Linked DNA regions of Mus musculus: all the other regions are linked to region 1. The links are chromatin loops, found by intact Hi-C in ENCODE. Cell type or tissue: heart. All regions are shown on one strand.

Evidence for each region. Peaks named below come from ENCODE experiments on the same cell type or tissue, not always from the same donor. Only the 100,000 strongest peaks of a DNase experiment are listed, where the experiment ranks them.
Region 2: it touches region 1 in a loop (4-fold over the local background); 2 of 42 quality-filtered maps call a loop at or near these places.
Region 3: a loop joins it to region 1, with 1.8 times the contacts of the local background. A loop is called at or near these places in 3 of 42 quality-filtered maps.

What each region holds. Positions count from the first base shown.
Region 1 is chr3:116,421,831-116,429,830 of GRCm38, reverse strand. Cdc14a (CDC14 cell division cycle 14A) reads left to right here and starts at 5,799. Exons shown (of 16, transcript NM_001080818.2): 1 at 5,799-6,394; 2 at 7,174-7,264. The coding sequence starts at 6,346. Gm40125 (a long non-coding RNA gene) reads right to left here and starts at 5,580. Exons shown (of 3, transcript XR_867571.3): 1 at 5,148-5,580. In heart, CTCF peaks have their summits at 4,668 and 6,985 (motif pointing left); DNase peaks (open chromatin) are centred at 4,720, 5,670, 6,320 and 6,840; H3K4me3 peaks cover 3,544 bases; H3K27ac peaks cover 2,979 bases.
Region 2 is chr3:116,003,368-116,011,367 of GRCm38, reverse strand. Slc30a7 (solute carrier family 30 (zinc transporter), member 7) reads left to right here and starts at 3,962. Exons shown (of 11, transcript NM_023214.7): 1 at 3,962-4,233; 2 at 4,433-4,534. The coding sequence starts at 4,154. Extl2 (exostosin-like glycosyltransferase 2) reads right to left here and starts at 3,071. Exons shown (of 5, transcript NM_001163514.1): 1 at 2,831-3,071; 2 at 672-746. The coding sequence starts at 679. In heart, no CTCF peak of the experiment used is centred here; DNase peaks (open chromatin) are centred at 3,127 and 3,907; H3K4me3 peaks cover 2,873 bases; H3K27ac peaks cover 1,955 bases.
Region 3 is chr3:116,745,858-116,753,857 of GRCm38, reverse strand. It overlaps Agl (amylo-1,6-glucosidase, 4-alpha-glucanotransferase), which reads left to right. Exons shown (of 34, transcript NM_001081326.1): 29 at 495-607; 30 at 1,662-1,873; 31 at 3,363-3,460; 32 at 7,154-7,241; 33 at 7,345-7,478. Among named protein-coding and RNA genes, the nearest start is that of Slc35a3, 38 kb to the right of the region's middle. In heart, CTCF peaks have their summits at 2,464 (motif pointing right), 4,823 (motif pointing right) and 6,026 (motif pointing right); no DNase peak of the experiment used is centred here.

The sequences.
Region 1 (8,000 bases):
GTTATCACTATGTAGATGAGGTTGGTTTTGAATGCCACAAAATCCTAGAGCCTTGGACTCCTAAGTGCTGGGCTTGTAGGCATGATCTACGACATCTGGCTTCGTTTTTATACTTCTTCTGTGATGAGAGTATGAATGACAAATAATTATAGGTAGATACATTCTATAAAACACGAAAACTGCATTAAGTTGTTGGGTTACTTGAGAATGTGAACTAGCCAATAATTAGAACACTACTCAATGTATTCACCTGACCATGAAGCACCCTTTTCAGAAGGGCACCATTTCTTATTGGTTACATTAGTCAATGAGAAGACCACTGTTAAAAGTAATGTTGATTAAACTAGCTCTTTGTGTGTGTGTGTGTGTGCCAGTGCTAATTTGTACATGTAAAGGAAGCTCAGAGGACAACATGTGGGAATCCATTCTCTTCCTCTAACATGTGAATTCTGAGAATCCAACTCATGTCATTGGATTTGAAGGTGATTATCATTTGATTTTTGTTTTTTGAGGCAGTGTCTCCTGTAGCCATAGATGGGCTTGCCTTTCTGTCCTTCCTGGATAAATGCTGTCTATAGGTGTAAACCACCATGCCTGGCTAATTATAGTTTTTCCTCTTAATCATAAAAGTCAGACAGTGGAGATTTAATCAATGTTGCTACATTGGGAAGTAAAAATATAGGAGGTTCAGTGACCCCCAACTTCATCTTGGGGTTACTGAAAGAGCTTTAGGTTTAATAAAGGGAGAATTGGGGCAGGGGACAAAAGGTGTGTGTGTGTGTGTGTGTGTGTGTGTGTGTGTGTGTATGTATGTGTTTGGTCTGTGTGTGTGTAGCAACGTTTCTCAAGTGTGTTGTTTTGACCATTACCCTGGCTTCCATGCTGTGAGGTGATTTGAAGTGGTCTGTATGACTTAAGAGGAGCCATGCTGCACCATCTATCATGGAAGCCCTTAGCATTCCTCCACCATCCTGCATCTCATTTCCAGGATCTGGGATCTGCTTCGTAATTTGTGTTTGAAAATGGAACTGACTAATCTTCCACATTCCTTCTGGTTCTTTGGTTCCAGTTTGGAACTCTTAAACAGGCAGTATTGTGATGCAGAGCATGGCTGAGCCCGACTAACATCTTAAGGTCGGTTGTGGGCAAGTAATTTTTAAAAAAGATTTATTTTACTTTTAAGTGTGTGTGTGTGTGTGTGAGGGAGAGGGAGAGGGAGAGGAAGAGGGAGAGAGAGATAGAGATAGAGAGATAGAGAGATAGAGAGAGAGATCCTTTGGGCCTGAGTTACAGATAATGGCTGCAAGCCTCTGACATGGGTGTTAGGAGCCAGACTCAGGGTCTCTGGAAGAGCAGTGAATGCTCTTAATCTCTGAGCCACCTTTGCAATATGCCACATGGGCAGATATTTTATGAGCCACACTATCTATACATTTTCAGCATTTCAGTCCTGTGATAACAATATTTTTCTCTGTATTTTATTTTTATTTATGTAGTTATCTTTTGGGTTCTAGGGACTGAAGTTGAGGCCTTCAAAATGCTGGGCAAGTGCTCTGCAGGGACACGCTCCACCTTGCTTATGTATTTTGCCAAAAGGTGCTTTAAGTTGGTTTTCTAATCATACCGGGGATGATCAAACCAGTCGATTTCAATTATATCGAATTGAAACTAAATTCCCAGGCCTTGTTTCATAATCTAAAAGTAATTTGTAAGAAACAGCCATCATATAGTCTATATTTCTTCTGCCTTCTTAGATAATATCACTACTGACAGAACAAGTATGTTTTCATGAAATATTCTAATGGTAGCAATTAAAACACAGATTATGCAAATGTCCCAGCCTTCAAGTCTTTGACTACTGTGACTTCATTTTTCCTTGACCTCTTCCAACAAAAAGAATATTTCCCTTTTTATTTGACCTTTAAATGGTAAAACTGGGTTCTTTTAATGGCTTCCATTGCTCTTGTTCCCACCCAAGTCTTTCATCACGTACAAATAAATGTGTCCTCCTTGTCCCCACACATAACTAGTCATACCAGCTCAGAACTGGCCTGCGTTCCATTCTGGGACACAATTTATAAGAAATTGGGCAAATTGAAGATTGGGTCAGAAAGGATGGAGGCTAGACGGATGGAGCAGAAGGAAAGCCTGATGACGATGAGGGGTTTCATCTGTGAAACTCTAGGACGCAATCCAAGAGCTGCTTTGTAAAGAGCTTTTTTTTTTTGGAAGAGCTGTTGTGTGTAAAGAGTGACTGTCTTGCTTGGACAGGAAGTTGTTGGCATGACTTGAAGTTGCTTCCAGCAGTCTCTTCTCTAGGTCTGCATGCATGCACCCTGCATGGAATGCAAGACAGCCCAAGAAGTATGCAAGTTAGGGATGCAGAGGTAAACATTTGTTTACACTCTCCCTTCCTGTTCTTACTGGCTAAATCCACAAGCACTTTCCTTTTCTACAGCGAGGTGACATTGTAAATCCCATAGTAGTTTCATGTATAATATGCCATTCTTTACTGCTGGTTCAAGTAAAAGTCAGTTTCTTCCGTTTGTACTAAGTTGGGTGATTGGGATGAAATGTCCGGTTTTGCCTTCCCCCTGGGTTGTAAGAGCATGTCTTTATTGTGAGGCTACAACAGTAGGAACTTTGGCCCATGATAACTGAGGCAATAATGTGTTTTATGATGTCGTTCGGATCTTGGTGTGTATGTGCCATGTGTACAATGCTGTATATTTTTCTTGCAGAGTTTTTAATAGCATGACTTAGAGAGGTCCTAGTTTACTAATATTACTCACAGCACAGTATTAAAGAATTTTATCCTCTGTATGGAAGTGGCACACATCTTTAATCCCTGTACTCAGTAGGCAGAGGCAGGCAGATCCTCTGTGAGTTCCAGGCCAGCCTGGTCAACAGAGAGAGTTCAAGACCAGCCAGGGCGACAGGGAAACCCTGTCTCAAAAACCAAAAACTACAGAAGAAAGAATTATTATCAAAAATATATAGTAAATATGGTAAGGAAAAATAATTTTCCTTTAAATTTTGGCTTGAGACAGCATCTTATCTCACACTAATCCAGTTGGACCTCCAACTCATGAAGCACTCTCATGCTGGGACCATAGGCATGGGCCACAAACTCAGGGCCATTTTTACTTATTTTTACTTTAGTCTTATGTGTGTCTACATGAGAATGTACCACATGGGTATGGGTGCTATTTTGTCCAGTAGAGTGTTGGATGCTCTGGGGCTGTAGTTAATGGCAATTGTGAGCCTCTCAACACGGGTGCTTGAAGTGGAGCTTAATTTGGGTCGTCTGGAAGATCAGGAAGCCGCCTTAACTGCTGTGTCATCTCCCCAGCCCCCATTTTCATCTCTTTTAAAGAGTTTTGTTAGGTCACACTTCATTCCTCATGTCTAAAACCTCTAAGGAGAATTCTATGAAAGGCAATGTAGAACCCTTTTTGGGAATAGAATAGACCCCTGTTGTTACAGGAGCTATTCAATGAAATCTGCCCCCCTGAAAGTGTTTTATGGATCTCTCTCCTGAGACTACTTATGAACGTACAGTCATGTGATGGCCAGGCAGAGTGACACAGGCCTGGGTTCCTGGAAGGAGGATCAGGAGTTTATTGTCATCCTTCTTTACGTATGGAGTTCCAGGCCAGCCTGGGGTTATACCAGACCTACCTCAAAAAACCCAAAAACAGCCGCATTAGCCCGTGAGATGGCTCAGTGGGTAAAGATGCAGGCCACCAAACCTGAGAGCCTGTGTTGTAGCCCCTACACTGTGGGAGGAGCAAATGACTATGGCCACTCTAAATCAGCGCAAGCCACCACCTCTGGCTCCAACTTTTTACTGCAGTTGATAGTCAGATGAAAAACTATAAGACTTGTAAAGCGGCAGCTTTAGAAATGGGTTGAGTGGGCTTTACTGTTAGCTTTATAGACAAAGGGGCGAAGCCTACTGAGACTGACATGCTATGCTTTTCTACATATTTCATTAAAAAAAATCTCAATTACGTTTATTCCAACAAAATTGAAATTGTTCAACGTATTAAAACCAGGATTTGGGAGAATAAAGGTAACATTCAAGTTTTGAGAGGGTCTTTGTTCTTTTTCCTTCTTTTTTTTATTTTTTAGTTTTCAAGACAGGGTTTCTCTTCATAGCCCTGTCTGCCCTGGAACTCACTATGTAGACCAGGCTGGCCTTGAACTCATAGATTCACCTGCCTCTGCCTCCCAGGTGCTGTAATTAAAGATATATGCCACCAACCCCTGGCTATTTTAAAGTGTACTCCCCCTCCTCCTTCTCCCTTTTTCTTTTTGGGAGGTCTTTGCTTTCAGGACTCTTAGAATATGTAATACACTTCAAAAGGGTTCAAGGCTCATTACAACTTTCAGGACTTTTACAGTTGTAAAGTCTGTTTCTTTTTCGGGGTTAACTTTTGAATGTAAGGAGAGGGTGTCTTTTTAACTCCCTTACCAAGGATGTGTTTGGCTAGAATTACCGAGATGCTCTGAATAACTTTCCAGTATATCAAAGTAGTATCCACTTAGTTTTGTGCTTGTTTAGCTTTATGGAAAGCCGGCAGAGCAGAAGAATGGCCTAAGAATTGCCTCCCTGGAGTCAGTGTTCCAAGTTGCTTCAGCCGGCACTTTGCTCGAGCGCCCCCTCTCTCCCTAGAGGTCAACACGCAACTGCGAGCTTTCAAAGGCTTGCACAAATCCCCGTTTCAAGGAGAAACCACTCAGAGCGCATGCTCTGGTGATAGTGGTTCAGTAGCGCCATTTTCGTAAGGGAAGGGCTGGCCACTAGTTCCGTCCCTAGGGCTCCCAGCATTAAAGTTCTCCAAACTGGATCAAAACGTTGCCGAACAAGTCCGGGGCCTCCTGGAGAGGAGCCTTTGTACTCCTTTGCAACGCTCCAGCCAAGACTACAGAAATCTTCTGTTCATTTCTCTTGTGGACAAGAGATCCTTTTCCCTCTTCTCCCTTCGCCTAGGATAGCCTACAGTCCGAGACTAGAGCCTTACACTTCTGGTGTAATTTTGCGCTCACACCTGTGGCCAAAATGAAAGGACTTGGAGAACTGGACGGGAATTTTTTTCCCCCTTGAGAACAAAGCCTAGGTGAGAGCAGACTCTAGTACTTACAGGGCATCAGTCCGTGTACTCAGGAGCTAGGAGGTATCGCTTCTTTTGAAAATTGGTTATAAAGACACAGATCCGATAGTGGTGAGAATAGGGGTTGGTGGAAAGATAGCTAGCGGTACGACCCGACATGGAGAAGGTCTGAGGTTTTTCAATGTGTGTGTCTGCGCGCGCGTGCGTGTGTGTCTCTGTGTGTGTGTGTGTGTGTGTGCGCGCGCGCGAGTTTAGAAGAAACTGAGTGAAGCAGGAAAGAGCTTGAGAGACAAAAAAAAATCTGGTGTGGAAGAAGAGCTAGCCGGTGCAGACGTGGAGACAGCATCTCAGCCCGCCAGGCAGTCGCAGCTTCCTGGGAGGCATTCACTCCTCTCTACCCATCCTTTTTCATTCATAAGTTTGTGGCTCCGCCTGACATCCACCCCACCCCCACCCCACCCAGGCAGAGGGCCAAGTTTCCTGTGTAGCAATTGGTGAAAGGCAACAAAGCCTTAGCAACTGGCTCCTAGTGACCCGCGGGGCGCCTGGTAACTGGGGCCCGAGGCCGGCTCAGAGAAAGGAGCCGAGCTGTCCCTTTAAGGGATGGCCGCGGAGTGGTGAAAGTGGAGGGGGACGAGGGAGGGCGGGGAGGCAGGTCTGGGGGCGGACCTAAGAGGAGGAGGAGGAGGAGAGGGAGGAAGAGTTGCTGCTGAAAGGAGGTGGCGAAGGAGGAGTCTGAGCAGCTGCTACTAGCCCCGCGGACACCTCCGGAGTCCTGCCCGCTGCCGCACGAGTGGCCACGGGCGCGATCCGGGCCAAACGTCTTGTCCTCCATGATCACTTTGGGAGCCGGGGAAAGACTTTGCCCGGCCTTGGGAGCTGGTGTGCGCCGTCCAGGTTTGGTGGAGACGGTGCAGCGCGAGAAGGAGGAGCTGCAGCTCGAGAAGCAGCAGCAGCCGCCGCCGCCGCAGAGTCCGGATCACAGCGGTTACAGCCCGGGGCGTGTGCGTCCCGCGCCCAGCGGGTTCGGTTCCCCACGGAATGTCCCCGGGGCGCCCCACGCGCTGACCCTGCAGCTGCCTCCGCCTTGGGCGACTGCCTCCTCCCTCAGGCAGGCTCGGTGATTGGGACCGCGAGCTCCCAGCTCTTGGGCAGTGGGGAAGCCCCCGGGGGCGGGTGACCTCAGCTGGCCACGACCCAGCCCTCCCCCGTGCGGATCTCGCTTAAGATGGCAGCGGAGTCTGGGGAACTAATCGGGGCTTGCGAGTTCATGAAAGGTGAGGAGCAGCCACCCGGCATCCTCCGGCCCTTCCACGCCACTCCCCCCCCCCAACTCCTCACGGCTCACCCCTTTGTCCCAAGCCTCTATGCTGGGTTTCTTTTCGGGCCCTGTGTCCCTCAGTACTGCGGCTCGGCGCTCGGGCCCCTTCTCGCTACTCAACTCCCGGAGGACCCCCTGCTTCCGGCTTCTTTTTTCGCGTTCTCACTCCCTCTGCAGCTTCCTCGTACCCGGACAGTGCAGGCTTCTCTGCTTGGGATCCTCCTGCAAACCTATCTTGGTGGGGAGCCTGCTGGTTTTAATCCTCCATCCGCTAACTCTCTACTTCCTCGGTGGCTGGCCCGTGTTTTTGGGACACCCCCTACCCCCAACCACACCCCCCTATCTTTCCTTCCTTCCTCTTGAAGTCTGCTAAGCTGCAGCGGCAGAAGCTCGCCTCTTTTCCCATTCCACCGCAGCTGAGGTCTGAAGGTTTCCGAACCAAACTTGTGTCTCCAGTTTTGCGGGTACCCACAGCTCCTGTCTGCACCCGCCCGCACGCAACCAGGGGGTGAGGGAACTCAGAAGATGCTCTGCCCCCTGCTGGGTCTTCTAGCCTCTTAGCAAGATGTGCTTTTGGGGCTCTGTAGCTTTCTGGAAGATCCTGTTTCTCCAAGAATCCCACGTGTTAAAGGTCTTTAAACGATGTGTAGCAGTTATTAATCCTTTGTGCATGATCTGCACTCTCAGTCTCGCGTCCCTGCTTCTCATGTTCTGTCTTTTAAACTTGTCTTTCAGATCGATTATATTTTGCTACTTTAAGGAATAGACCAAAAAGCACAATAAATATCCACTATTTCTCCATCGACGAGGAGCTGGTCTATGAAAAGTAAGTCCCCCCCTACTTTTTTTTTTAGCACCCCCTGAACTAGTTAGTTTGTTGGTTCTTTGATAATCGGGTTCCTTCACTTTTCCCAAAGAGTTCCGAAGGTATTACTAGCTTTCTATAGCTTGGGGAGGGATGCACACTGTACGTAGTTTGGTCCTGTTAACACTGCAGTCCTTTTAGAACTTCACGATATTAATTCTTCCTCCTCCCACAGCACGTCTGGGTTCCTCACACTCCCCAGAGTAGCACCAGGCCGTCATACCTGGTGTCATCACCAGACCTGTAATTGGCCTGTGAATCAGTCACTAGGTATTTGTGGGAGCACCCACAGGGTAGAGGGCAGTCAGTGTGTGTGTGTGTGTATACTACAGGTGCCGAAGCTTCACAGTGCACAAGGCTTCTGTTGTTTGGAAGGATGTTTTTGTTTGTGTAGCCAGTTTTCTGGAAAGTGGGACGCAGGACTGTGGGGAGCTGGATCCAAGTTACGTCTATGTGGAAGATTTCCAGTGTGATTGAGTTGAACCTGATGGCCTGATGGTATTATTGTCCCCCCCCCCCCCCCCCCCCAGGGAGTGAAAAATCAGAACCAGGAACTGAGCTCTGTGAAAGGCCATGGATGTAAAGGAAAAGGTTATTTGAATATTTTAGGCACAGTAAAACATTAATTGGAGAGCCATATTTTCTTTCGACGAAAGCAGTAGACAGGAGTAGAAAGGCGGGCTTGGCTGTATCCTTT
Region 2 (8,000 bases), 420 kb after region 1:
AATGTAGAAAATCTGAACTAAGCCAGATATGTTGACCTGCCTTTGATCCAAGGACTCGTAGAGCCAGAAGCAGGCAGATCCCTGTGAGTTAAGAGGCCAACTTGATATGCATACTGAGTGGCTTCTTAGCTAGTCAGGGCTACAGAGTGAGGCCCTGTGTCAACCATTAACAGCAACAACAACAACATCCAAACGATAAACAACCTAAGACTAAAATAATGGTATTTCACCAATGTCATATAAGTCTATTTACAATAGAAAACAAGACAAAACAAACAAAAACACCAGTCACCCAAGCGTCCATGGATGAATAAATACGCATCCATTTGGGAAGTACACATACAATGTGTATACCATTTAACTCCACCTCAAAAGGGAATTTAAACTATGTGAAACAAACTCTCACACAAAAGGGACAGCTACTGTATGCTCCCACTTACATGTGATATTTAGTGCAGCCAAACTCACAGAAACATGATGAACACTCATGGTTGCCGAGCACTGGGAGCAGGTGGAGGAGGATGGTTTTATCTGGAGATCAGTTATACAACAACATAAAAATACTTGAGACTACAGAACCGCAAGAACGATTAAGATGACACATTATGTTAGATGTATTTTACTGGGATTTTTAGTTGTTGTTTTTTAAAGAGACAGAACCTGTGACTTACCTCATCATATTATTAATTTTTTATAGCAGCATTCTTTATGACTTCAGTACTTCAGTGGAACAGGCTCTCTTGATACTATTAAAAGACAGCAAAGAATTTTCTGTGATGTTTTCAGTGACTTTTAAATGGAAAAAAAAAACCTGCTATTCTAGGTTCTAAAAATGACATTTGGGGACTGAGGTAGATAGTGTTTTCTTGTTGGCTGATGCTAACACTGCAGCGCTTTTGTCTTTAGATTTCTCTGGAGGGTCCAGAAACAGTAAACAGAGACTGTCCCAACTGATGCATCTGAAACCAGGGCACACACATCTCAAAGTGACGCCGAGGACTGTGAATATAATTTGCATCACTAGTTAATTCCTAGACTCACGTTCATCTTTACTCTTACCCTCTATTACAGCTCCCTTTTAAAACAACACTTCATAGGACAACAATCTGATGTATCTAATAAAGCATGGGTCTAAAATAGGGTTGCAGATAAACGCCACACGGATTACTGAGGTTGACAGATGGCACCCTTGTCATTCTTGCTGTCTGTTACCGGAAAGGACTCAGAACAGGAGGAATGTCCGTCCTTTCATCTTCTCTGCTTTCATATTTCAATCTTCAACCACACAACTAACCACGCCATACAGCGCGTTCATCTAAAGCGACTAACTGAATAGATACATAAGTATTTAAAATAGAGATACACTTATTAATTTAAGAACATTTATTACTGTATCTATTCTGTAGTCTTCTCTAGCCATTTAGTCTTTGTAATGCACAACGGACCTATGACTGGAGACTTCCCAAGTACCTCGTGTGACTGCAGGCTTGCTTAAACACTGACCACCAACACAGAGCTAAGGAATCAAAATCGTTGTGCGCCCAACTCCTTCTTTTAATGATAAGAATTACTGCGGGAGTAAGATGAATGGGTGAGCACAGGCAGAAAGGCTCATCGAGCAATAGCTGTTGTCTCTGTTCACTGTTTCAAATTCATCGCTGCTGCACAACTTAAAGACTGCACCATCTAAAATACCGATGGGTTTGCCTTTCTCCCCACCTCCCTCTCTTCACATTAATTTGTCCTCTCCATAAAACTCTCCCCGGAGAAGAACTCTCACTTATCTTGCTTTATAGTCTGGACACCCAACACATACAAGATAATCTCCAAATGATAACTGAGTTCTATTTTGACGTGTGGGACGTGTGTTAACATGTGGGACATATGTTAACCTATGTGTAGGTTAACATGAACAGGATAGATATTATTTAAAGATTACAAAAAGAAGTGAGGCACAGTAGAAACAACTTTTCCTGGTTTAAAGAGTGTCCTTCTGTCCTTTATACTGCAAACGAAAATGCCTTTAACGCTGATTGGCCTTTATGCTGTCCAGGGCTAAGGATTAAAAAATAGCATGGCCACAGTCAGAAGGGAGAAGATCTTCAAGAGCAGATCTACCTTATATCGTAACAAATCTAGGAAACTGATAAAGCTGAAATTAAATTTCTTTAATGCCTTTCAAAACTATTCAATAACAGGTAATATGGGTTCCTCCCTATCTATGCCAGCTAAGCAACTTCGGATTTACAACAGTGCAAGATGGAATACAGAATTTATTTCCAAAGGCAGGATAAAAACCACATAGGCTCAAATTGCAGGTGACCTTAATGAGAAGGCTGGAAATCCATTGCTGAAACTTGATTATTTTGATATACCATCCCCACCATCATACTTAAATAAAGCAGTCTTCAAGGGGGAAAAAATCAATTGCAATAGCTATTTTGCCTTAAACGACCTCGTCTGCAGTCAGTTCTGGCTTCCTCAGCAATGCAGTAGGGTAGAATTGAAAAACTGCTCTGAACAACAACAACAGAGTAGCCTTTAAAAAGTAAATGCTACTAATTGAGAATATTTGCTTACATGACAATAATGGTCCAAGAAAGGCAAAGACAAAAGAGACATGTTTGTCCTAGAACTTATAGAATCAAGCCGTTTGTTACCAGCAGTTTTTAAAGAGGAACATTAAAAAAAAATCAAGATCTATTTTCAAAAATCTAAATTACAGAATAAATCCTTCCTACCCACAAAGTTCCAAGAACGAGGGCAAAACAAGCAGAGGTCCCAAATGGAAAGATAAAATCAATGAAAGAGAATTTCACAGTTGCCTCACCTCTAGTGCAGAAGATTGCAGCGGGGCCAGCGGGTTTATTTGCAGCTTGGTTAGCATAAATCGAAAGGAGAGTCTCCTTTGCTTGCCTCTTTTCCACCCCTTTCCTAAACCGGGCTTCCAACCTCTCTGCCCGTCCAATTGATAACCTAGGAAATGCGCCGCCTGCAAAGTGAGTGCCTGGAGCAGGGGACAGTTCCTGAGTGGCCACCCCTCCCTCGCTTTGGGTGACGCTCCACTTCCTGTTAGGCAAAAAGGCTTTCCCAAGAAGCTCGGTTTTGTAGTTTCCAAGCCACCTCCCCAAACCAGACCCCCTTTCCGGGTTTCCCCTTCTAGGTAATAACTTTTAATCATTCACGTGATCGGCCAGCTGACCTTGTCTAAACAATCCCCTAGAAAGATGCTGGAGAGTGTCTCTCTAGCCAGCCCAGGCCCACAAGGCTCATCCCCAGCCTCCCACCCAACAGGCTTGTATCTGCACCTCCTGAAATGGACCATAGTGACAGCTACTGTCTTGGGGGTGACAAGGATGCTAAAGGAACCTGTCTGCGGTTGCCTTCAGGGCTACAACCGAATGAGGTTGCAGGGGAGAAACAGCAAGAAGCGGACCTCAAGGCCATAGTCTATGGCCCTCTTCCTAAAGGACGTTTTAAAATACCTTTAAGTGTTTCTTTTGCAAAGCACTCAACGATCGCGTCCCGCGTGACGGTTTCCGCGGGTGGGGGTGGACTCCCTTAGCGTTGACCTCGGGAAGCCATTCTCGCACATCCCGTGCAGTGGCGGCGCAGCACGTGGCCGCCTGGGCTTTTCAGTGATGCTGCCTAAGGCACAGCGGGGATTTGAGGTCCTTTAGGGGGTTAATGCTGAAGGAGCAGGAGCGGGCTGCACTGCATCCGGGGACGATAGTGATGGGCGATCTGGGTGGGTGACAGCGGGCCCTGAACCAGTCAGCCACGTCTGCAGAGAGCCAGCAGGGGTATCTTTCGTGAGTTCAGGAGATAGGACCCCTAGCTCAGCTAGAGATAGATCCCCAAGCTTTCAGCTCGGACTTTCCGCAGCCCCCAAGCCCCGCCTCCTCCCCGTAAGCCCCTCCCCTGCCGGAGTCCCCGCCCCCGCCTCCCGCTTTCCCGTCCCAGGACGCGTTGCGCGGCCCGGGCCGGAAGTCCTCGAATTCCCGGGTGTGTGTCTGTGTCTGTGTCTCGCGGCGGTGCCGCGGCGGTCAAGCGCTTTGGGGTCCGCGTTTGAAGCGTCACCGCTGTCACTGCCGCCACCATACCGAGTCACTTCTAGAGGGACGGAGACCCGGCCCTTCGCCGGGTGGAGAAGATGTTGCCCCTGTCCATCAAGGATGATGAATACAAACCACCCAAGTTCAATCTGTTCGGCAAGATCTCAGGCTGGTTTAGGTGCGGGGTGCTGTGATTGCTGGGAGGGGGCTGCCCGGGATGCTGAGACAAAGCTGGGTGCTAAGGATGGCCTGAGGTCCAGCATGGGAGCGTCACCCTCCTGCTGTGGTGGAACGAGCATGCGGACTGGGTGGGTTTTGAGGGGTCCCCGCAACCCCCTTGGCTCCTGCTTGCTTCTGATCACCTGTATCGTGCCCAGGTCCATCCTGTCGGACAAGACATCCCGGAACCTGTTTTTCTTCCTGTGCCTGAACCTCTCTTTCGCTTTTGTGGAACTACTCTACGGCATCTGGAGCAACTGGTAACCAAAGGGGAAGATGATTGGGGCGGAAGCAGAGGGTGAGGGAGACAAGCCACTATTTGCTTAGTGCCACGTAGCTCCTTACCGGCAGGTTCACGTCTTACCTTTGCCACTACCACTTTTGCTGAGTTGCTCTCAGCGTACTCTCACCAAAAGGGAAGGGCTGCAGTTCTAAGATCGGGGACTCTCATTTCCTGCAACTCCATTAAACAGAACTGACAAACAGGCCCCCTCCTCATATTTTTTTTTTACTTTTTTATTTGGCAGATGCAATGAATCTCTTTAACAGCTTGCCTTAGCTATGCCTCAGGAAAAATGAGAGGATCCTGTTAGCTAACCTACCTGTGGGTGTGGCTTTTTTTTTTTTTTTTTTTTTTTTTTTTGGATTTCACTCCTAAGATTCTGAGAGAGAAAGATCTGAATGGCCCTGTTAAATTTATGATTGCCTTTGAATGACTTTTGAAGAGGTTTGTGAAGAGACCGTTGGCAAAGCATATGCCATTCTCTTTTCCAGTGAAACTGTCTTAGGATTTTCCTTGTATCTTTACTGCAGTAGAAAATCCCATACAGTTTTCTGAGAATGCCATTTTGACTTGAAGGCTTTGGTGTCACCTTTGGGCTTTTTTGTTTGTTTGTTTTTGTTTTATGGTGTCAAGATTTGGGTCGAAGAGAGTCCGGTGTCGCTAAGGAAGTAAAGTCACTGGAATTTAAGTATTTGCTGTGGGATAACTTCTGGGCTTGTGAAACTGCTCTGCAAATAACAGAATGAGCACACTTCTGAAGTGTGCTAACTCCATTTCTAGATTTTATTCCCTTCTAAGAATCGATAAAAGAGGGGCAGAAGTTGAGAGTGCTCACTGCTCTTGCAGAGGATCAGGATTTCGTTCTCAGCACCATATCTGGTGGCTCACAACTGCCTGTAACTCCAGCTTCAAGGGTCTGACATTCTTTTCTCCACCTCACAGGCACATGCACACATGTGACAGACACAGAAAAACAGAGACGTACAGACAGACACACACATGCAGGGATAAAAACAAAATGTTAAAGAAAGAGACTCTATTAGAAGATGGGGGATATAACTCTCCCAGGATCTTTAGGCGAGTTACATAGGATTGTAGATTAACCTGTGCCATTTATGGTCTATTTTTGTTACTTCTAGTAAACTAACTTGGCCTCTGTCTTTTAAAATCCATTTTCAGAGGGGTAAAAGATCATAGTCTTTGGACTCTAACTCTGCTGTATTTGAGCAAAGTAATTGTTTCAATCAAGTTATCATGGCATCTGTTCTCTGGCGTACACCTTTGATCCCAGCAATTGGGTAGCAGAGGCAGGAGGATCTCTGTGAGTTCGAGGCCAGCCTGGTCTATCTGTTCCAGGACAGCCAGGACTAAGAGATCCCTGTCTCAAAAAAGAAACAAGCAACAACAAAAGCCCCCAAACAAAGCAAAACCTTCAGTAAGTAGTAAATCATAAGGATTATTGGTTTTGTTATTTCTTGGGGTACAAAAGTCAAATGAACATCATTAACTTAATGTATTTAATAACCATTTTGATTCCTCTGAGAATTGTACATTTCAAAGGATACCTCATAACATTATTTTTAATCTCATAAACTATTTAATACCTTTTGATAGATCATATTTGTTGAAAATACTATAGTCTTAACTTATATTTGAATATAATACTTTAATAATGAATATATTTATAATATACTTCATATTTTCTTTTTAAATTGTCATAATTTTGGCATATGTGTTGCTTATTCTATGATACATTGTAGCTTTGTACACACACATCTTTTATTATTGCTTTATATTGCTACCTAGTATATTTCATTATGACCTTTCATTGGCATAAATCACTTCATGGAATACCTTGCTCTAGGGATTCATATCTTAAGTGTCTGAACCATCGATTTCATGGAAAGTTGGGTGTATAGTGCCTTTCCAATCTGATCACTTAAAGTACTAAAACCATTTTTGTCCAAGCTGTTTGTCAGTATACATCATTGCATAAGGGAGATATTAGTGGAACGTGACTTGTTATCTGACCTTCGGTGGTTTGCTCCTCTGTTTTTTGGGTAACTTTCTGCTATCCTCAGGTGACTTGTTCTGTCATACCCTAATGGTTTATCCTTTCATTGTGTTAAATCATTCAGACTCACGTGAGCTTTGTTGTCTGTCGTGCTGCAGTCATTTGTATCTCCTCTGTATATCAAGTTTGATAGCCACAGTTGCTTAGTCCCCAATATCAGTTGGTGTCAGTAGCTACGAAACATAAATCCTTGCTGCTTGGGAGGATTTAGAAGTTTGTTGGGGATTACGGCATAGCTTAGTGGTATAGTTCTTGCCTACTAAGAACTAGGCCCCAGATTCAGTCCCTAACATTGCCAAATACACACACACACACACACACACACACACACACACACTGTAATCTCAGTATTTTGAAGGTGGAGGCAGGAAGATCAGAAATTAAAGGTCATATTGAGCTACATACTAAATTAAAACAAAAGAATTTTCTTAACTTGGATATTTATATAATTTGACTCCCTATATTATTTGTACACCAAATTTTTCAGGTTTTTTTGATTGATTATTTCTTTATGATATTGGATTATCTCGGTTTATTTCTCACCTGAATGCACTTTGTCTTGGTCATTTCTATGTTTGACTTCATTCTTTAAAAATAAGTTTCAGGTTGTTGAATATAAAAGATCAAGGAGTTTTTCCTAGCATAGAGGATTAAACTATGGATAAAGCATTCCCTTCCCAGAGATGCAAAGAGATACATGATAGAGTAGCAGCAAGTGTTAACTTCAGCCTTGATTTCCAGGGCCTGCACTTTCAAGGCAGAGCTTGGGTAGAATCAGAGTGTGTATCTGATGGTGAAGTGTCTTTGGTGGAAGGAGAGTTCAGTTCTGTGTGCTTTCTCCCACTTCCTGTCTACTCCCTTTCAACTAGATGGCAGCTTTACTGAAAACTCAGTACATGTGCTGTGTGTGACTGTGCCATAGTGGGCATCTTGGCACTTGGCACACAGTAGGGGCTTACTACATATTTGGTGAAGGAAAGAATGAGTGATTGAAGGTTTGGATTCATCTGTGTCTACTAACTGCTAACTGTTCTGTTAAGGGAAACAAAACCACCAGAAGCAAAAATTAAGCTTTGGTTCTGAGAAATGGGGAGGGAAGCGCAGGAATGTGGGCTGTGATTCTTACTTCCTTCTCGATGCTCTTCTATCTACTGCTTTCTTTTTTTCCCCCTTTTATTGAAAATATATTCCTTTTTCATCTAATTATGGTTATGATCATGGTTTTTCCCCTCTCCCATTCCTCTAAGTTTCTCCCTACTGCCCCTCCTCTCTGGATCCACTCCCTTTCTGTCTCTCTCTCATTAGAAAGTGAACGGGCTTCTAATGGATAATAATAAGATGTGAACGGGCTTCTAATGGATAATAATAA
Region 3 (8,000 bases), 320 kb before region 1:
TGAGGAAAGCCTGCTGCTGGGCGGGTCCCAAGCTTGCTTCCCAACACTCACCGTGGGAGGCTCTCAACCATTGCAACCAGTTCCAAGAGATCCGGTACTCTTATCTGGGCATCCACACGTGTGCCATGTGCACATAGATACACATGCATATACAAATAAAAATATGTCTTTTTAAATATTAGAAACAAAAATCAATGCCAAAATAGTAAGGGAGGAGATTTCTTATGTGATATCATATGTATATAATATGTATTACTTATAACGTGAAGATGTGGGCACAGGTAGTTGCTTGTATGGTGCATTAGGTACAATATTCACCAAATAGGTTGTTGTCGTTGGTAGTGGTTTGGTTTGGTTCTATTCTACCCAAAGCCTTCATTATTTCTAGACGTTCAACTCTGAGCTACATCCCCAACCCAGAATTACTTATTGAATGCCCTTTTAAATAATGGTTAAATAAACTCAACATAGAAAATACATTTTTCTAATTTTAGAGATGGGTCTGCTGTGGAAATCGTGGGCTTGTGTAAATCTGCTGTTCGTTGGTTGCTGGAATTGTCTAAGAAAAATATCTTTCCTTATCATGAAGTCAGAGTAAAAAGACATGGTAAGCTGGCCTGTTTCCAAGGAACCTACAAGTCATTAACCTTTGTCGCCGTCATTGGGTTCAGCCAATCAATACCAGAAAAGGCTAGCTTTTAAGAAGAAAGAAAAATGGTTAATTCCCAATATGGAAATGCTAACAGCTGGTTACTGACACCGTTCCTACAGCACCAGTGAGCTGAGAGAAGAGGCGGCGTGGTGCCTGCCTCCATGGCCTCTCCCTCACTCTGTGAGCAAGTCACGCACATGGGCAGTCTGGAAATCTTCCCATCCCTTTCTGGAACAATTCCTACGCAACAGAAGCAATGTTCCTACGCAACAGAAGCAATGTTTGAGCTACCTGTACAACTCTAGACTTTCTTTTTTTTTTTTTTAAAGATTTATTTATTTATTATATGTAAGTACATTGTAGCTGTCTTCAGACACTCCAGAAGAGGGAGTCAGATCTCGTTACGGATGGTTGTGAGCCACCATGTGGTTGCTGGGATTTGAACTCTGGACCTTCGGAAGAGCAGTCGGGTGCTCTAACCCACTGAGCCATCTCTCCAGCCCTAGACTTTCTAAAACGTAAAAAAGAAGTAGGTGGGGCTGGTGAGATGGCTCAGTGGGTTAGAGCACCCGACTGCTCTTCCGAAGGTCCAGAGTTCAAATCCCAGCAACCACATGGTGGCTCACAACCATCTGTAACAAGATCTGACGCCCTCTTCTGGAGTGTCTGAGGACAGCTACAGTGTACTTACATATAATAAATAAATAAATCTTTAAAAAAAAAAAAAAAAAAAAAGAAGTAGGTGAAAGTAACTGTATGTTTAATTCAGTGCATATGAAGTGTTATTTGTTAGCACAGTGTGTTGAGTATGAAGTTAGTCCTGAGCTGTTTGTCATTCTTTTGGGAGAGGTATTTGGTCTTTGAATTTATAGCATATCTCCATCTAAAGCAGCCACATTTTCTAAAACATAGATAATTTATTTCATAATGAAGCTAAATATGAAGTTTTGGCAATAACAGATGTTTAAATGTTCTGAAGATCTACAAAATGTCTCTTGTCACTTTTCAGGAAAGGTTGTGGCAGTCTCGTACGATGAGTGGAACAGAAAAATACAAAACAATTTCGAAAAGCTGTTTCATGTTTCCGAAGACCCTTCAGATCCTAACGAGAAGCATCCGAACCTGGTTCACAAACGCGGCATCTACAAGGACAGCTATGGTGCGTCGAGTCCTTGGTGTGACTATCAGCTCAGGCCCAACTTCACCATAGCAATGGTCGTGGTGAGTGATATAGTGCCTTCACATTTCAAAAATGTCATGGTAACTCTACTAAGGGCCTTTTTTCTTCTGTTTGGTTTTAAGTTCCACTTAACCATGAAACATTATTGCTTTCTGGATAGTATTCTATGGTTTTAGAGTAATTTAGTATGCATACCACCTCTAATCCAAAACATTTAGTGTCAAAAATGGAAAATAGTGGATGCAGAGAAACAAACGCTCCCAGAGTCACACATGCCCAGTACCTGGCGTCTATGCACACACTGGGCTGAATGGACTGGGTCTCTTAGGCCAGGTCCAGCTGCCTCAGTCGGCCTCAGCCCTCACCCTGGCCTGCTGAACATTTGTGTTACCTCAGCGCATGCCACAAACAGCTCCCCAGTGCACTAGACAGAAAGCTCTGTGTTAGGGAATGTCCACAGCAGCTTATAGTCACATCTGTCTCCTTTGTGGTCTTTCTCTCATTAGTTCTATTTAGCTAAGGATTATTTATTATTAATTATTATTTTGTTTTACCATTTTATTGGGGGGGGAGGAGGAGCCTGCATGTAATGTATGTCATGTATATGCAATGCCCCAAGAAGCCAGAAGAGGGCATCAGATCCCTGAGACTAGAATTACACCCTGTAGGTGTGGGGAAATTGAACCTATATCCTCTGGAAGAGAAGCTAGTGTGCCTAACCACTGAGCCATCTCTCCAGCCACCTAGCTAAGAATTCTTGATCCCCTTTTATTGTAAAATCTCAGTCTAAAAATAAACTCTTCAGGGCAGTGGACTAGGAGGACTGTGTTTAGCCATGCCTCCCTGGGTGTTTGACTTTGTCAAAAAGATTACTAAGCAGATATTACTAATTGTAGTGGTATGAAAGTGTACCCTTTCAGACTGGAGATGGCTCAGTGGTTAAGAGCAGTGACTGCTCTTCCAGAGGACCCGGGTTCATTTCCCAGCAACCACAACTCTCTGTAACTCACACCCTCACACTGATATGCATGCAGACAAAACCCAGCCATGCACATAAAATAAAAAGAAAGAAAGAGAGAGAGAGAGAGCAGGCTTGCACAGAGGCACTTTGGCGTGATGCCTTTGCTCCGCTTTCTCTGTAAGATGGGTGCAGATTTTCTCTCCTTCCACCCGTCGCAAGCATTTGTGCTGTTGGCGTACAAGTTCTGAGTTCATTATCGCCAAGAAGAGAGGAGAGAAGCTTCGGGTACGCGTATAGGGCTCCTGCACGCCTAGGACGTGGCAGCGGGAGGTGAGCTCTGCCTCCGGTGTAGCTGTGGCTCCTGTTTGGTTCTTGTTCACGGGTGGCCCCGGTGGCCCGTGCGCTCTCCCAGCCTCTCAGCCGAGAAAGGCGACTCAGATTCCGCCTCGGAGGATTAGAGTCGTCAGGTTCCACTCACCATCTGACCTACACCATATTCTTACATGAGTAAGAACTAATTGTTCTGCGATATTAAAATGTTTTTTCTTTGTTTATTTCACCTTCATTAGGCCCCTGAACTCTTTACTGCTGAGAAGGCTTGGAAGGCTTTGGAAATTGCAGAAAAAAAATTGCTTGGTCCCCTTGGCATGAAAACTTTAGACCCAGAGTAAGTTGGAATATTAGTATTAAGAAGGTTGTTGAGTTGGGTGGTGGGTGTGAATGCCTTTAATCTTAGTACCCAGGAGGTAGCAGAAGCAGGTAGCTCTGAGTTCAAGGCCAGTCTGGTTTACAGAATGAGTTTCAGGATGGACACAGAGAAACACTGTCTAGGAAAGGAAGGAAAGGAAAGGAAAGGAAAGGAAAGGAAAGGAAAGGAAAGGAAAGGAAAGGAAAGGAAAGGAAAGGAAAGGAAAGGAAAGGAGAAAGGAAAGGAAAGGAAAGGAAAGGAAAGGAAAGGAAAGGAAAGGAAAGGAAAGGAAAGGGGAAAGGGGAAAGGGAAAAGAAGAAGGCAGTTGAAATTGTGTTTAACCCACATAGATTAGTATTATTAGTATTAGGCTAGAGAGATGACTCAGCAGTAAAGAGCACTGACTGCTCTTCCAGAGGTCCTGAGTTCAATACCAAGCAACCATAGTGTGGCTCACAATCATCTGTAATGGGGTCTGATGCCCTTTCTGGTGTGTCTGAAGACAGCAACAGTGTACTCATATACATAAAGTAAATAAATAAATCTTTAAAATAGCTCTTGAGCCCAGCATGATGGCGTATACTTGTAGCCCAGCCTCTGGATAGTTGAAACAGGAGAATTGAGAGTCCATGATGGCCTTCCACTGTCTCACAAGTTTGAGACCAGCCTGGCCACATGAGAGCCCGCCTCGTGAGGAGCAGTTGGAAGGATGTAGCTCAGTGGTAGAGTGCATGCCTACCACATGTAGGACCCTGGGCTCTGTCCTCAGCACCACACCCCCATATTCATTTATGTGTATAAGTGTTCTGCCTTCATATATTTCTTTGTGCCACATGTGTGCCTGGTGCCCTTGGAGGCAGTAAGAGGGCATGGATCCCCTGGAACTGGAGTTACAGACAGTTGTGAACCATCATGTGAGTGCTGGAATTGAACCCAGGTCTTCTGCAAGAAGAACACATGCTCGTAACTGCTGAGCCATCTTTCCAGGCCCTCAAGGACAGTCTTTATGTTTTGTTTTTGTGGATAGTTTTTCCATACTCCTGGATAACCTACACTTGTTTGTGCTATTTTAAGTGGCAGGCATATGTGTCCACTTGTAGTGGTGGCTGTAATGATCTTCTTTTCCAGAAGTCTCCGTCCTTCCTGGACAATTGCACCACTCTTTCTGCCTAAATCAGTAAAGAACTGTGGTTTTTTTATCTTACAATTTGCATTTGCAAATGTCTTTACTTTTATAACCCTTTTCCTAAATTTCTAGGGTCTTTCTGGGTTTTTTGTTTTTGTTTTCTTATGTTTTGCCTACATGTAGCTCTGTTGCACCACTTGCATACAGTTCCCACAGAGGCCAGAAGAGGGCATCAGATACCCTGGAACTGGAGCTACCGGTGGTCGTGAGACATGTGGATTCTGGGAATTGAACCCTCATCCTCTGGGGGAGCAGCCAGTGTGCTTACCATCTGAGCCAGGCTTTTATACTTTATCACGTGCTGATTTCCACTGCAGACCAGGCCGGCCTCTGCCTCCAGAGTGGGGTGGAATTAAAGGCGTGTACCGCTATACATGGCCTGCCTTCTTTCTTTCTTGGTTGGGTTTTTGTTTTTGTAGCTTCCTGGAACTCACTCTGTAGACCAAGCTGGCCTTGAACTTAGAGATCTGCCTGCCTCTGCCTTCCAAGTGCTATGATTAAAGTCATGTGCCACCACTGCCCCTGTGTCAACTGGCCTTTCTATATACTGATCTTGCTATTTCGTTTCTGTTTATTGAGACAGAGTCTTACACAGCTGACACTGACCTTGAACTCCTGACCCTCCTGTCTCAACCTCCTAGCATTAGACACATACCACCATGCTTGGCTTGATTTCGTTCTTGATACCCAAAATTTTGTTTACAGATACTTGTTATTTTTTTGTCTGTTTGCATGTTCAGCTCAGGTGTGGTGGCACACAAAGGAAGGTCTCTGTGAGTTCAAAGCCAGCCTGGACTACTGAGACATTTCCAGGGCAGCCAGGGGCGCACAGTCAGGCCCTGTCTCAAACTCTAAGCCCTCAAAAACAAACAGAAGACTTGCTGATCTCACTAAAAGTTAATGATAAAGGTTCATATGGCCACTTTGTGTCATGAAACAACATCTTAAAAGTTACAATTTAGTTAAATTGTACTTACTTACTTACTATGCATAACTCATCTGTTGGCAATGTTTATAACACTGCTCAGTATATAACTTTGTTTTAAATTCTACATATTATAGCAATATCTATTCAACTGTTATTTATAATCTGACCGTATACTCATTTTACTTTTTTAAAGATAGATTTATTTATTTATTTATTTATTTATTTATTTATTTTATGTATATGAGTACACTATAGCTGTACAGATGGTTGTGAGCCTTCATGTGGTTGTTGGGAATTGAATTTTTAGGACCTATGCTTGCTCCAGTCGGCCCCGCTCGCTCAGTCCCTGCTTGCTCCAGCCCAAAGATTTATTTATTATTTTACATAAGTACACTGTAGCTGTCTTCAGACATACCAGAAGAGGGCGTCAGATCTCATTATGGGTGATTGTGAGCCACCATATGGTTGCTGGGATTTGAACTTAGGAACTTCGGAAGAGCAGTCTCTTACCCGCTGAGCCATCTCGCCAGCCCTCATTTTAGTTTTTGTTTTTTGTTATTGGTTGTTGTTGTTGTTGTTGTTGTTGTTGTTGTTGTTGTTGTTTGTTGTTTGGTTTTTTGGGTTTTTTGAGTTTTTTTGAGACAGGTTTTTTTTCTGTGTAGCTCTGGCTGTCCTGGAACTCACTCTGTAGACCAGGCTGGCCTCCAACTCAAAAATCCACCTGCCTCTGCCTCCCAAGTGCTGGGATTAAAGGCATGTGCCACCACTGCCCGGCCTCATTTTAATTTTAAAATAGCTTCATAGAGAAATTTAAAACATGACCCTACATGGACTAAGGTTGTATAAATTGTGGGATACTTCCCCAGTATAGATAAGGCCCAAGGTTTGATCAGTAGGCACCACAAAATAAATAATTTACATAAATAATGCCTTTCTGCTCTGTAGTCAATAAAACCTTATCTTTACTTTTTCGTAATTCAAACAACTGTTTGGACATTTTAATTGTTGTGCACATATTGAAAGCCTACTGAAATGGTTGACTTTAAATACAATATAGACAAGCTCCTTGAAGACAAGATGCCTCAATATTTTTATTAATTTTTTTAATTAGCATACAAAATAATAAGTTTAATTATGACACTATTCATACATATTTCTGTGAAGGCTCCTCCCCCTGCTCCCTGGCTACCTGTCAATCTTCCTCCCACCCGACAACCCTCACTCTGCCCTCACATTACATATATCCGGTACTGTTCTTGCCTTCCCTTGCCTTGCCTTCCCGTCCTCCCTCCAGGGGCCCTCTTCTAGTATCATTTATATCCTACCTATGTATAAATTAAAGTCTGGGATGTAAATGAGAAGAAAACATGCGGATACTTGAACATATTGTTAACGTCCCCTGTACTTGGTATTAAGTAAGGTACCGACGCTGAGCGAGCTCACGCTGCAGATTAGGAAAGAAGAGGTTCTTTTTCTTGCCGTTGTTACTGAAAAGCTGATGCCTCCTGTGTGAGGCCTGACCCTCTTTTACTGACCTCACACGCCAATCCTTTTGCAGTGACATGGTTTACTGTGGAGTTTATGATAATGCCTTAGACAATGACAACTACAACCTTGCTAGAGGCTTCAATTACCACCAAGGACCTGTAAGAATTTCATTTTCTTTTCAGAGTTTTCAATTTAACTTATTTTTAAATAAAGTTAGATATTCACAATTCTTTTTCTCTTTGTTTTTAAATCATATTTTAGGAGTGGCTGTGGCCAATTGGGTATTTTCTTCGTGCAAAGTTGTATTTTTCCAAAATGATGGGTCCAGAGACTGCTGCGAAGACTGTATTTTTGGTTAAAAATGTTCTTTCTAGACATTATGTTCATCTTGAGAGGTAAGTCATCCCGTGCCTGATGTCCAGTCAGTGTATTAGCTACCAGGTAAGCAAGGGTTCCATAGAATTTGTCTTTGTATGCCAAGTGCATCTTCATGGAACCCACCCTGTGCTCTGTACCGTTTTTTTCAACCATGGAATTTCTACCTCCGTTAAGTATTTTGGTTCTTATATTTTATATAAGTATTTGAGGATCTTATATTTTATGATCTATACTTGTAGAATAGTCTTTAATTTTCAGGATAACTGATAATTTGGATATATTAAGATAGAATAAAATAATAGTTGAAGTGTTCAGGTTGAGCCTTTTGAGTTGATTCATTTATCAAGTAAAAATTTTCATTATTTTGAAAATATCAGTTGGTCTTTTGACTATTACTTCAAGTGGTATTTCTTGTGCCCTTTGACCTAATTATTAGTAAATTAAACAGTATTGGTATTGTGTACTTTTCTAAGATGGTACAAACTTAGCCAAAGACTTTCTTAATTTCTTCTTTTTAAGATTTATTTATTTATTTTATG